Linked DNA regions of Homo sapiens: all the other regions are linked to region 1. A link is a contact called in ENCODE Hi-C or POLR2A ChIA-PET data. All regions are on one chromosome and are shown on one strand. The core of a region is the stretch at or near the end of the contact, and the rest is flanking DNA. Distances in the headings are between cores, read along the strand shown. Region 1 has its middle 150 kb from the start of LINC02815. Region 2 overlaps LINC02815 (long intergenic non-protein coding RNA 2815). Region 3 overlaps LINC02815 (long intergenic non-protein coding RNA 2815).

The links. A loop is a pair of places that touch in the nucleus more often than their neighbours do. ChIA-PET counts read pairs that join two places held with the same protein, here RNA polymerase II (POLR2A). Pooled maps may share reads with other maps.
Region 2: a loop to region 1 is called in a map of posterior vena cava, with 2.0 times the contacts of the local background. The contact joins two enhancer-like sites. A Hi-C loop is called at or near these places in 1 of 168 maps with a recorded cell type or tissue (posterior vena cava). POLR2A ChIA-PET finds 5 or more read pairs at or near these places in 1 of 52 experiments (SK-N-SH).
Region 3: a loop to region 1 is called in a map of sigmoid colon, with 1.9 times the contacts of the local background. The contact joins two enhancer-like sites. A Hi-C loop is called at or near these places in 1 of 168 maps with a recorded cell type or tissue (sigmoid colon) and 2 of 50 pooled maps.

Annotation. Positions count from the first base shown.
Region 1 is chr1:229,001,769-229,005,159 of GRCh38, forward strand. No RefSeq gene overlaps it. Among named protein-coding and RNA genes, the nearest start is that of LINC02815, 150 kb to the right of the region's middle. Within about 2 kb of position 1,968, at least 4 of the 41 ENCODE cell types and tissues checked have a DNase peak (open chromatin) inside an H3K27ac peak, as active enhancers do.
Region 2 is chr1:229,090,319-229,093,550 of GRCh38, forward strand. LINC02815 (long intergenic non-protein coding RNA 2815) reads right to left here. Exons shown (of 5, transcript NR_186727.1): 3 at 1,769-2,970; 4 at 1,188-1,419. Among named protein-coding and RNA genes, the nearest start is that of LINC02815, 63 kb to the right of the region's middle. RefSeq lists enhancers at 1,175-2,107, 2,108-3,039. Within about 2 kb of position 1,674, at least 3 of the 41 ENCODE cell types and tissues checked have a DNase peak (open chromatin) inside an H3K27ac peak, as active enhancers do.
Region 3 is chr1:229,108,070-229,111,318 of GRCh38, forward strand. The region is part of intron 2 of LINC02815 (long intergenic non-protein coding RNA 2815); the gene reads right to left. Among named protein-coding and RNA genes, the nearest start is that of LINC02815, 45 kb to the right of the region's middle. RefSeq lists enhancers at 175-698, 699-1,220. Within about 2 kb of position 1,374, at least 13 of the 41 ENCODE cell types and tissues checked have a DNase peak (open chromatin) inside an H3K27ac peak, as active enhancers do.

The DNA of each region.
Region 1 (3,391 bases), core at 718-3,217:
TTAAGAGCCAAGCTGCTCTTCCATGAGTCAAGTGATCTCCAATGAACTGCTTACCCTCTGAGTCTTGATTTCTTCATCTATGAAAGTCAGGAGGTGGGGGTGGGGGTATTAGACAAGTCCATAATACCCTATGCATATTTCTAAAGTTCCCCAAACCAAAAAAGTATTTATCCACTTAGTACTAACTGTTTTGGTGGCAAAATTTCATATGAACAAACAGGAGGTTATATATATTCTATATGTATCCCTGTCTAAGTCTGTTTTGTGCTGCTGACCTGAGGCTGGGTAATTTATAAAGAAAAGAGGTTTCTTTGGCTCACAGTTCCACAGGCTATACAAGAAGCATGGCGCTGACATCTGCTTTTGGTGAGGACCTCAGGAAGCTCCCAATCATGGCAGAAAGTGAAGGGGGAGCAGGCATGTCACATGGCAAGAAAGAGGGAGCAAGAGGGCGGGGAGAAGGTGTCAGACTCCTTCAAACAACCAGCTCTCAGCTCTCACGTGAACTCATAGAATAAAAATCACTCATTATCTTGGGGAAGGGCATCAAGCCATTCATGAGGGATCAGCCCCCCATGACCAAACACCTCCCACTAGGCCCCACCTCCAACACTGGGGATCAAATTTCACATGAGGCTTGGGGAGGACAAATATCCAAACTATATAAATCCCTCAGTGCAATTACATATCTATATCTAGACATCTATCTCTACACACACGCATCCTGTTTCATTTCAGAAGTGTTCGTGTGTTTAATTATGGGTGCTATGTCAGACTCACTCAGTGTTCAATAATTTGTGGTATATGCATGCTTGATCTTTCTGAAATCTGAGGAATCCTGAAGTCCAAACACATTTGTTCCCAGTAGTTTTAGATAAGGGGCAGGAGTCCTGTAATACTTCTTGACCTGCCCTTCAGGCCTGTGGTGCAGACTGCACAAGCCACTAGCCATGGCACACATGGTAAGCTGTGAAGCCCCGGGTATAAAGGACAACATTCCCCAGGGCCACTGCATTAGTCTGCTAGGGCTGCCATATCAGAGCCGCTTAGACTGGGTGGCTTACACAACAGACATGTATTTTCTTGTGATTCTGCAAAGCTGGAAGTCCAAGATCAAGGTGTTACCAGGGTAGCTTCTCCTTGGCTTGCAGTTGGTCATTTTCTCCCTGTGTCCTCACACAATTTCCCTGTTTGTGTTTGTGTCCAGTCTCCTCTTCTTATAAGGACACCAGTCAGATTGGATTAGCCCATCCCTGTTTTAACTCAATTACCTCTTCAAGATCCTGTTTCCAAATACAGTCACATTCTGAGGTCCTGAGGATTAAGAATTCAAGATGAATTTGGGGGGACACAATTCAGTCCATGAAGTCAACATTTAGGCCATTCCAGCCGCCAGGTCTCCTGGCTTAGTGTTTAAACCTGTGACTTTCTACGCTTTACACATAACAGCATACCTAAATTCAGGCAAAAGCTGGGTGGTGATGGAGACATGCCTTTCCTGCCTGCAAACTGTGGCTGTATGATTCCCCTGCGGGCGAGCCTCTGGGAGTTTAGAGTGTCTCATTAGAAGAGCCACACTGAGAGAAGTCCTAATAAATAATTAGAAGTACATCTGCTAACTCTGTGGAACTTCGGCCCAGGCCCCGCACCAGGCCAGTGTGAAAGGGAGGTTAATCAGCCGGCACCCCGGCGGGGTTTCCCTTTGTCCATCACACCTCGGGACAGGGGGAGGGGAGGGAGGAAGGAGGTGCCTCAGGTCCTGGTGCCCCCGAGGCCTGGTGAGGCCACTCGCTCTGCCCTGTAACTTCAATGAAGGGCACAGCTGGGAAGAGGATGACCAAATGGAAGACACTGTCTTTCCTGGCAGACCATCCGTCTCTGTTTATTGTCCTGTGTTTTCTGATGGGGCCACACTGGGGTTTGGCCAGCAGTGGCAGGCCCCCTGTGTGTCTGTAATAAGACAAGCAGTGGAGTCTGTCGGTCAACAAATATTTATTGACCTCCTGAGGTCACAGAGCCCGGGGCCTGACTCTGAGGAGACACTCTGGCTACAGCCATTGTTCACCAGGCAAACACCCAGGCAGCGGAAGGCCCAGATGTCCTCCTCAGCCTCGAGCAAGGGCTGCAGGCCAACACCACGTCAGATGGCAGCTCCTTTCATGGGCTTTCCTAGGGCTCTGGAGATGGTCCAACCAGAAACCATTACTAAGGGGTTACTTTACCGAGTATCTTGGTGTCTGGCTCAGGGTTGGGCTCACAGAGCTAATGCAGAAATGAACCCACCTTCGTTGGCCAATAACAGATGCTCTTCCCGCCTCTAACAAAGCCCTCACAGCCTTCATGCCTGCAGATTTTTCACAAGCTGTACCCTTTCTCAGGGGCATTTTGCTTTCTAACAGCATCAAAACACCACACTGAAGGGACTAGACCAGAGCTGTGAGTGGACTCCCGGGCATGAGCACAAGGAATATTTTTTCTAGTCAGGGTTTTACAGGCCCCAAAACAATATTATGTAAGCATGCATAGCTGGCTCTTGTTCTGTTACACTCACTTATGTATTTTCTTCTGCTGAAAGTGTGGACTTATGTGTGTGGCATTAAGGAAAGAGAGAGCATCAGTCACCCTGAGATAATCATGCGTCCTTGGGGGCTTCCAGTATGGCTGAGAGAGATAAGGAAGGCTGGGGTAAAACAGCGCTTCTCTGCTTTTTACCTCTGCTTCTCCATGAGATAGAGGGTAATGGCGTTTTGTTCCTTCCACAAGTGACGCACTTTCAAGATGGAAGAAGATACACTGTGAATAGACATCGGGACACCCTTGGCTGTTCTGTGCTTCCCCGGCCCACCTGGGGAAGCCAGAGGTCTCTGTCCCTTGGCTGCTCATGTAAAGAGGTCCCTTGGCCTGGCTTGGGGCAGAGATTCTCTGCAGAAGTGGGCAGAACACAGACGTGAGGGGTACGCGTAGGAGGATTCGTTCACACACCTGTTACTGCTCGATTCAGCTGCTTTTGTCCATCGCATCAAGACCCTGTAGGAGCAAGTTCTAAAGACTTGAAAGCTAACACCAGTGTCTTTTCTTTCTTTCTTTCTTTTTTGAGACAAGGTCTCACTCTGTTGCTCAGGCTGGAGTGCAGTGGTGTGATCACGGCTCACTGTAGCCTCAACTTCCTGGGCTCAAACAATCCTCCCGCCTCAGCCTCCCAAGTAGCTGAGTGAAAACACACCACCAACCCTGGCTGATTTTTTATGCTTTTCTAGAGACGGGGTTTTGCCATGTTGCCCAGGCTGGCCTCCCATAGTGCTGGGATTGCAGGTGTGAGCCACCACGCCCTTCTTGCCAGTGTTTTCTCAAATTCCTTACATCTGTTTTGGCTTCAGAGTCCCTTCAGACC
Region 2 (3,232 bases), core at 424-2,923, 88 kb after region 1:
AGATGGATGTCACTATGTTGCCCAGGCTGGTCTTGAACTCCTGCCCTCCAGTGATCCTCCCACATCAGCCTCCCAAAGTACTGAGATTACAGGCATAAGCCACCACGCCTGGCCTCTCCTCCCCACTCATAATGTTTGTTTTTAAAGTTTGCATAAATAACATCCAAAATAAGTTATTTGTGCTCCCCCAACAGCCCCTGCCCCAATCTAGCCTTTCCCTCAGTTCTCCATCTCAGCAAAGATATCTGGGTCCTGCCGGTTACTGGGCAGCCGCCCTTGGTTCCTTTCTTTTCCTCATGCCCACAGCTCTCCTTCCAAAACTGCTGTGAGCTTGCCTTAGATTGAAGGCTTACCCAGCACTTAGCAAAAGGTTACCCAAGACTTACCAAAATGACCTCTTTTACATACTAATTCCTCCCCCTGCACTCCTTATCCTGCTGTTTTTATCTAAAACACATATCACCTGGCCAAGCACAGGGGCTCACACCTGTAATCCCAGCACTCTGTGAAGCCAAGGTGGAAGGATCACTTGAGCCCAAGAGTTCGAGGCCCCATGGGCAACATGGCAAAAGCCCATCTCTACAAAAAATCCAAAAATTAGCCCAGCATGCTGGTGTGCACCTGTAGTCCCAGCTGCTTGGGAGGCTGAGGTGGGAGAATTGCTTGAGCCCAGGAGGCCAAAGCTCCAGTGAGCTGTGATTGCATCACTGCACTCCAGCCTGGCTGAAAGAGCAGCACCCTGTCTCAAAAAAAAAAAAAAAAAAAAAAAAAAAAAAAAAAGAGTATCACCTCCTATCATAATATTGACTTACGGGCCAGGCATGGTGGCTCACACCGGTAATCCCAGCACTTTGGGAGGCCGAGGTGGGCGGATTGCCTGAGGTCAGGAGTTTGAGACCAGCCTGGCTAACATAGTGAAACCCCGTTTCAACTAAAAATACAAAAATTAGCTGCGCATGGTGGCACATGCCTGTAGTCCCTGCTACTCAGAAGTCAGGAGAATTGCTTGAACCCAGGAGGCGGAGGTTGCAGTGAGCCAAGATCGTGACACTGTACTCCAGCCTGGGTGACAGAGCAAGACTCCATCTCACAAAAAAAAAAAAAATTGACTTACTTATTATGTTAGATGTTTGTCTGCCCCATCCCCACCACTCCCATAAAGGCAGAGGGTTTTATCTATTTCATACCTGCTGCATCCCCAGCGCCGAGAATAATGCTTGGCCCAGACCAGTCATTCAATAACTGTATCTTGAGTAAACAGAGAGAATTTATCAGAAGCTACTAGAATTAGCTAGGCATGGTATTGGGCTCAGCTACTCAAGAACCTGAGGTGGGAGGATTGCTTGAGCCCAGGAGGTTGAGGCTGCAGTGAACTATGATCACACCACTGCACTCCAGCCTGGATGACAGCATGAGACTCTGTCAATAAATAAAGAAATAAATAAAAGCAACCAGAATCCGAGCGTGTGGACTTAGAGGCCTGGGCAGTGTGTAGGTGGTGGTACCTGGACACAGGTGTACGCAGGGGTGTAAGAATGAAGGCCACCCGAGAGCCTCATGCCTCCCTCCAGGGGATATACCCAGTATATGAGCAAGACAAAGCTGCCAAGCAGGGACCTCCTTGCAGGGGCCACCCCTCAGAGTAAAGAGGCTCTACTGGAGGTAACAGTGCCCAGGGGAGCTAGCTGAGGGAGAGCCAGCCTTTTTGGCAAGCCACCACAACTAAAAACAAGGCTGCCCTGCCAAGCCACACAAGTCTGAAACTCACCGTGCTGTTTCCACGATGCTGTTTCCATAGCTCTTTAGGACCTGTTCGTCCAAAGGCTGGTGGTGGTGAGAAATAAAATGGAAATTGTCGCAAATGAAGCTTTTAGAGTGGGTTTTCTCTCTCTTGCTAAAGCCTCTCACTGCAGCTTGAATTCAGGATATGCACAAAGAGATACTGGAGGACAGTCTTTGGGGGTGGGTAGGGGAAGGGGTCACTCAAGTAATCAGCTTTTAAAATGCAATTTAATACAAATATTGATTGAATACCTGCTGTGTACAAGGCTCTCTTTGGGGATGTGGGCTCTGAACCAGAGTAAGATGTGGGCAAGAGACCCTCTGAGGCTAGAGCTGCCTCTGAGAGCCCTCCAAGGGGAGCCAGGAGAGGCCTCAGTTCATTTAACATGCAAATGTGAGCAGCATCCTCTCCAGGCAAAGCTTCATTGCTCCTGTTTCGTTATAGCTTCTTCCTTCCCAGGGAATGAAGCTTCCCAAGAGAAAACCCACATTTTCAAGCTGCACTGTTGATTGGTCACGATCTCCCCACCCCCACGTGCCCCTTCTTAGCTAGACTCCATTGTAATAGCTGGTGACTTCTCCCCGGTTCACAGGATTTCATGTGGTTCACCTACAAGCCTCATTTCATTTTATAGTCACTATTTTCTCAGCCTTCCCTAACAGCAGATGTGGCTGAAGTAGCTATTTCTCAGATTGGGTTACCCAGAAAGTATCTTTGATATACAAAAGGCTATTTATTCTCTTCCACCATGCATATCCCAGGCTCACGCTAAGCCTTTATATTTTATTCATTAAGTCAGTCCTCAAAATCCTGATGACAGCTCAGGCAGTAGATCAGAGAAGGAAACAATTTTTCCATTTTCCACCTGGGAGGTGGAGTTCCACGTGCCATCACCAAGTAAGGGTGGGGTTGCCTCTGTGAGCAGCCTCTCCACAGGCTGCTTTGCTGTCTTCATAGTTTGGGGGTGGCAGGAAATAAAGATGGCTGAGCACCTGCAGCTGCTTCTTCCGGAGCAATCATGAGGTAGTTTCTGGTGTCCTGTCCCAGCTCATACATGCTGCGTTGCTTGTGGGTGGTGATGGCTGAGGTGTGGCCTTGTCCCTGGCTGGGTGGTCCCAACTTCTCTATTGCTGGCTGGGTGGCATCCAAGTCTACTCTCTGGCCCTCCTGGAGATTCTTCAAATTCCCTAGAATAATGCAAGAAATTCACCCCTCGCTTAAACTAGACAGACAGGGCTGTTAGGATAGGAGGGGAGATTCCACCAGTCCCAATTAGTCCAATGGTAAATTGTTCCTCCAAACAATGGACAATTAAAAAGAATGCTTGAGAGAAGGACAGTGCCTGTGACCAGCTTGGGATCTGGGGTTTTAGCCTGGGTGTCACGTGAAAATTTTTGACAGTTTTGTCTATAAAGCCTCATTTACTAATAATAGACTTTTAGAACCCAT
Region 3 (3,249 bases), core at 124-2,623, 110 kb after region 1:
ATCAAGAAAGAGAATGTTGGTGGGGCATGGTGGCTCACTTCTGTAACCCCAGCACTTTGGGAGGCCAAGGGGAAGATGCTTGAGGCCAGGAGTTCAAGACCAGCCTGGGCAACATAGCAAGACCCCATCTCTACTAAAAAGGTAAAAAATTAAAAGAGTCCACTGGTGCACACCTGTAGTCCCAGATACTAGTGAGGCTAGGGCAGGAGGATTGTGTGAGTCCCCACGTTTGAGGCTGTCCTGAGCTATGATGACACCACTGTACTCCCCTCTCTGGGCACCAGAGTAAGACCCTGTCAAAGAAAAGAAAGAAAAGGAAGGAAGAGGAAGAAAGAAAAGAAAGAGAATGTTGGCAGATGTGGCCCTGAGGCCACACAGGCTGGAGATCCACACTCAGTGCTCCCCAAGCCAAAGCTGGGACCAGCCTCCGGGGCTGTTCATGGTCTAGCAGTCCACAAGGCAGACTGAGGTTAGAGGCAGGCCCTGGGGCAAGGGGAGGCTGAGGGAAGCACCCAGCCCCACCCTGCACAGACCTGCAGTGGAGATGCACTCTGATCAAACTAGGGGGCGAAGGATGGCAGGCAGGGGGTTGTAAGGACAGTGATGACCAGTCCTGATGCCTGCACAGTGCACACCAGCACCAGCCCTCACCAATAGCAGGAAACAACACTGAGCTCCCCTCCAAGCGTGTCCATGATGTGGCTGGTCTGGGAAGCGGAGGTTTCCCAGAGCAATGTCCAGAGCGTGGAGCAGAGACTCGCTCTGGAGGAAGCCAGGGGAGCAGCCTCCTCCCTAGAGCTTTGGAAGAGCCTGGGTTAAAGGTTAGCTGGGTGCTCAGAGGGCAAGGAAATGCAAAGAGAAGCGGAGCCGCCTGGAAGGGTGGGTCTTGGGAGCTCAGCTGAGCTCATTAACTTTTAAAGCTGTTCTTGCCCCTCATCCCTCACAGCACCTTTCCCCAGGCAGCCTGAATTGCACAGCCCTGCCCGGAAGCTGCTGCTGCTGCTTCAGTGACTCTGGCACCCTGAGAAGCCTGCGTCACCCTTAACCCAGTAATAACTGGGCTATTCAACCTGTCAGTCCTTCCCAGAACCCAGCAGTCCCCCAACGCCTGAGAAAGGAAATGCAGCCTCCAAAGGCACCAGGCCCACTACTGGGAAAATTCTTAAGACACTGACATTTTAAGTTAAGCCCATGGAAGGGGAAAACTCAAGAGAGCTCATTAAACCTCCCAGGTAAAAATGCTGTAATGGAAAAGGCTGGGAAACTGACAAGCAAAAAAGTGTGACCCTTTCTCGGGTTTGACGCCCAGTCTCTGGCCAGCCTGGCCCTGACCTCCCACCCCCTGGGGTCCTGTCCACCAAGGAGTCAGAGTCAGCACTGGCCTGGCTGGGCCTTCTAAGTGCAAAGGAGGCTGTTCCAGGCTCCCTTGGGGTATAAAACATTTACAAGTTGGCAAATTGTGGTTACACAGATTTGTTATTTAAGCCAGTTAGACATGGTTCGGCCCCATGATCAGCCTTTCCAGTTCCTCTTTGTTTCTTTGTTCTGTCAGCCCTTGGCAGTGCGGAGTGACAGAAATAACCCTGACCTCCCACTTCAGCTGCTAGGAAGCTGTCTGGGGCCAGGCACAGTGGCTCACACTTCTAATCCCGGCACTTTTGGGAGGCTGAGGCAGGAGGATCTCTTGAGCCCAGGAGTTGTAGTTTATAGCGAGCTATGATCACGCCACTGCATGCCAGCCTGGGTGACAGAGCAAGACCCTGTCTCTAGAAAAAAAAAAAAAGAAGCCGTGCAATCTGGGCACCTCAGGCACTCTCCATCAAATGCATACATTTCCACTCGGAAACGTGTTATCCCTTCCGGCTTCAACATTCAGCAGCTGAACACAGGAGAGAAGCAGAGTTGAGGCTGCAGGTAGGTTTTCAGCATAGGCCAGTTCTGCTCCTGGAAATCAGCTTTCAGCATCTCAACTGCTTCCCAACCCACCTTTTCTAAGCTTTCGTGGTTACTTCCACAAAACTAGGCATTACTATTGCTTTGAGATTTTTGTGAGAGTCAGACAAAGGTTTGTATTTACCAGAGTTCTTGGCTGCAGGCAGCTGGAATCAATACTAGCTAGTTAAAGCAGAAAGAGTAATTTATTAAGAGGTCTAGACAACCCATAGAATTTTCAGGAAGGCTAAACACAAAACAGACCATAGGCGTAGCTTCTGGAAGATGGCTCCTCTTCCAGTATCACTGGGACCTCACTGCTTCTGCAGTTATAGGCCACGAGAGTTGCACAAAAACGAAAAACTAAGTTCTTTCCCAAGCCACCACTACTGGAGGCTTCATGTCAACCTAAGCTAAAAATATTCCTAATTAATTAACAGCATATTTGACTTCCCAAACCCTAAGACTTCCCAAACCCTAAGAATGTATTTCTTCTCATTTTCCATGGGAATTCAAACTCATCTCTTCATTCATTTAATATGTATTGATTGAATGTCTTCTGTGTGTTATGCTCTACAAATTTGATCAATAAGACTGAGCCATGCTCTCAGCAGCTAAAAGACCCAGTGAAGAATCACAGCCCTCAGAGGTAAGTGCCTCATAGAGATTATCCCAATATGCCACGGGAGCACTTACATTAGAGCACCTTACCCAGCTGGGCAAGGGACGGGTAAGCTTCCCAAAGAAGCCGCCTCCCAGCTGAGCCCTAAAGGAAAAAGAGAGTTGCCAACTGGCACACACGATATAAGCCCAGGAGCAGCACATGCAAAAATTTGGGGATGCACAGAGCTGATGCCTTCAGAGAGCTGTAAGAAGCAACTATTTGAGAAGAGATTGGAGATCAGGCCAAACAAAGGCCTGATCGCTGGAGGCCCTGTACAGCCATGTGAAGAAATTTGGATTTTATCTTCAGGATAGTGAGGAACCGTTGTATGATATATTTAAACAATTGATCAGATTTGCAATTTAGAAAGCCCCATCAGGGCCAGGTGAGGTGGCTTACCTGAGGCTGGGGTAGGAGAATCACTTGAGGCCAGGAGGCCAGGACCAGCCTGGGCAACATAGCATGACTATCTCTACAAAGAAATTTTTTAAAATTAGCCAGGCATGAGGGTGCATGCCTGTAGTCCCAACTACTCAGGAGACTAAGGCAAGAGGATGGCTTGAGCCCAGGAGCTGGAAGCTGCAGTGAGTTATGATAGCACCACTGCACTCCAGCCTGGGTGACAGAGGGAGACCCTGTCTCAAAAACAAAAA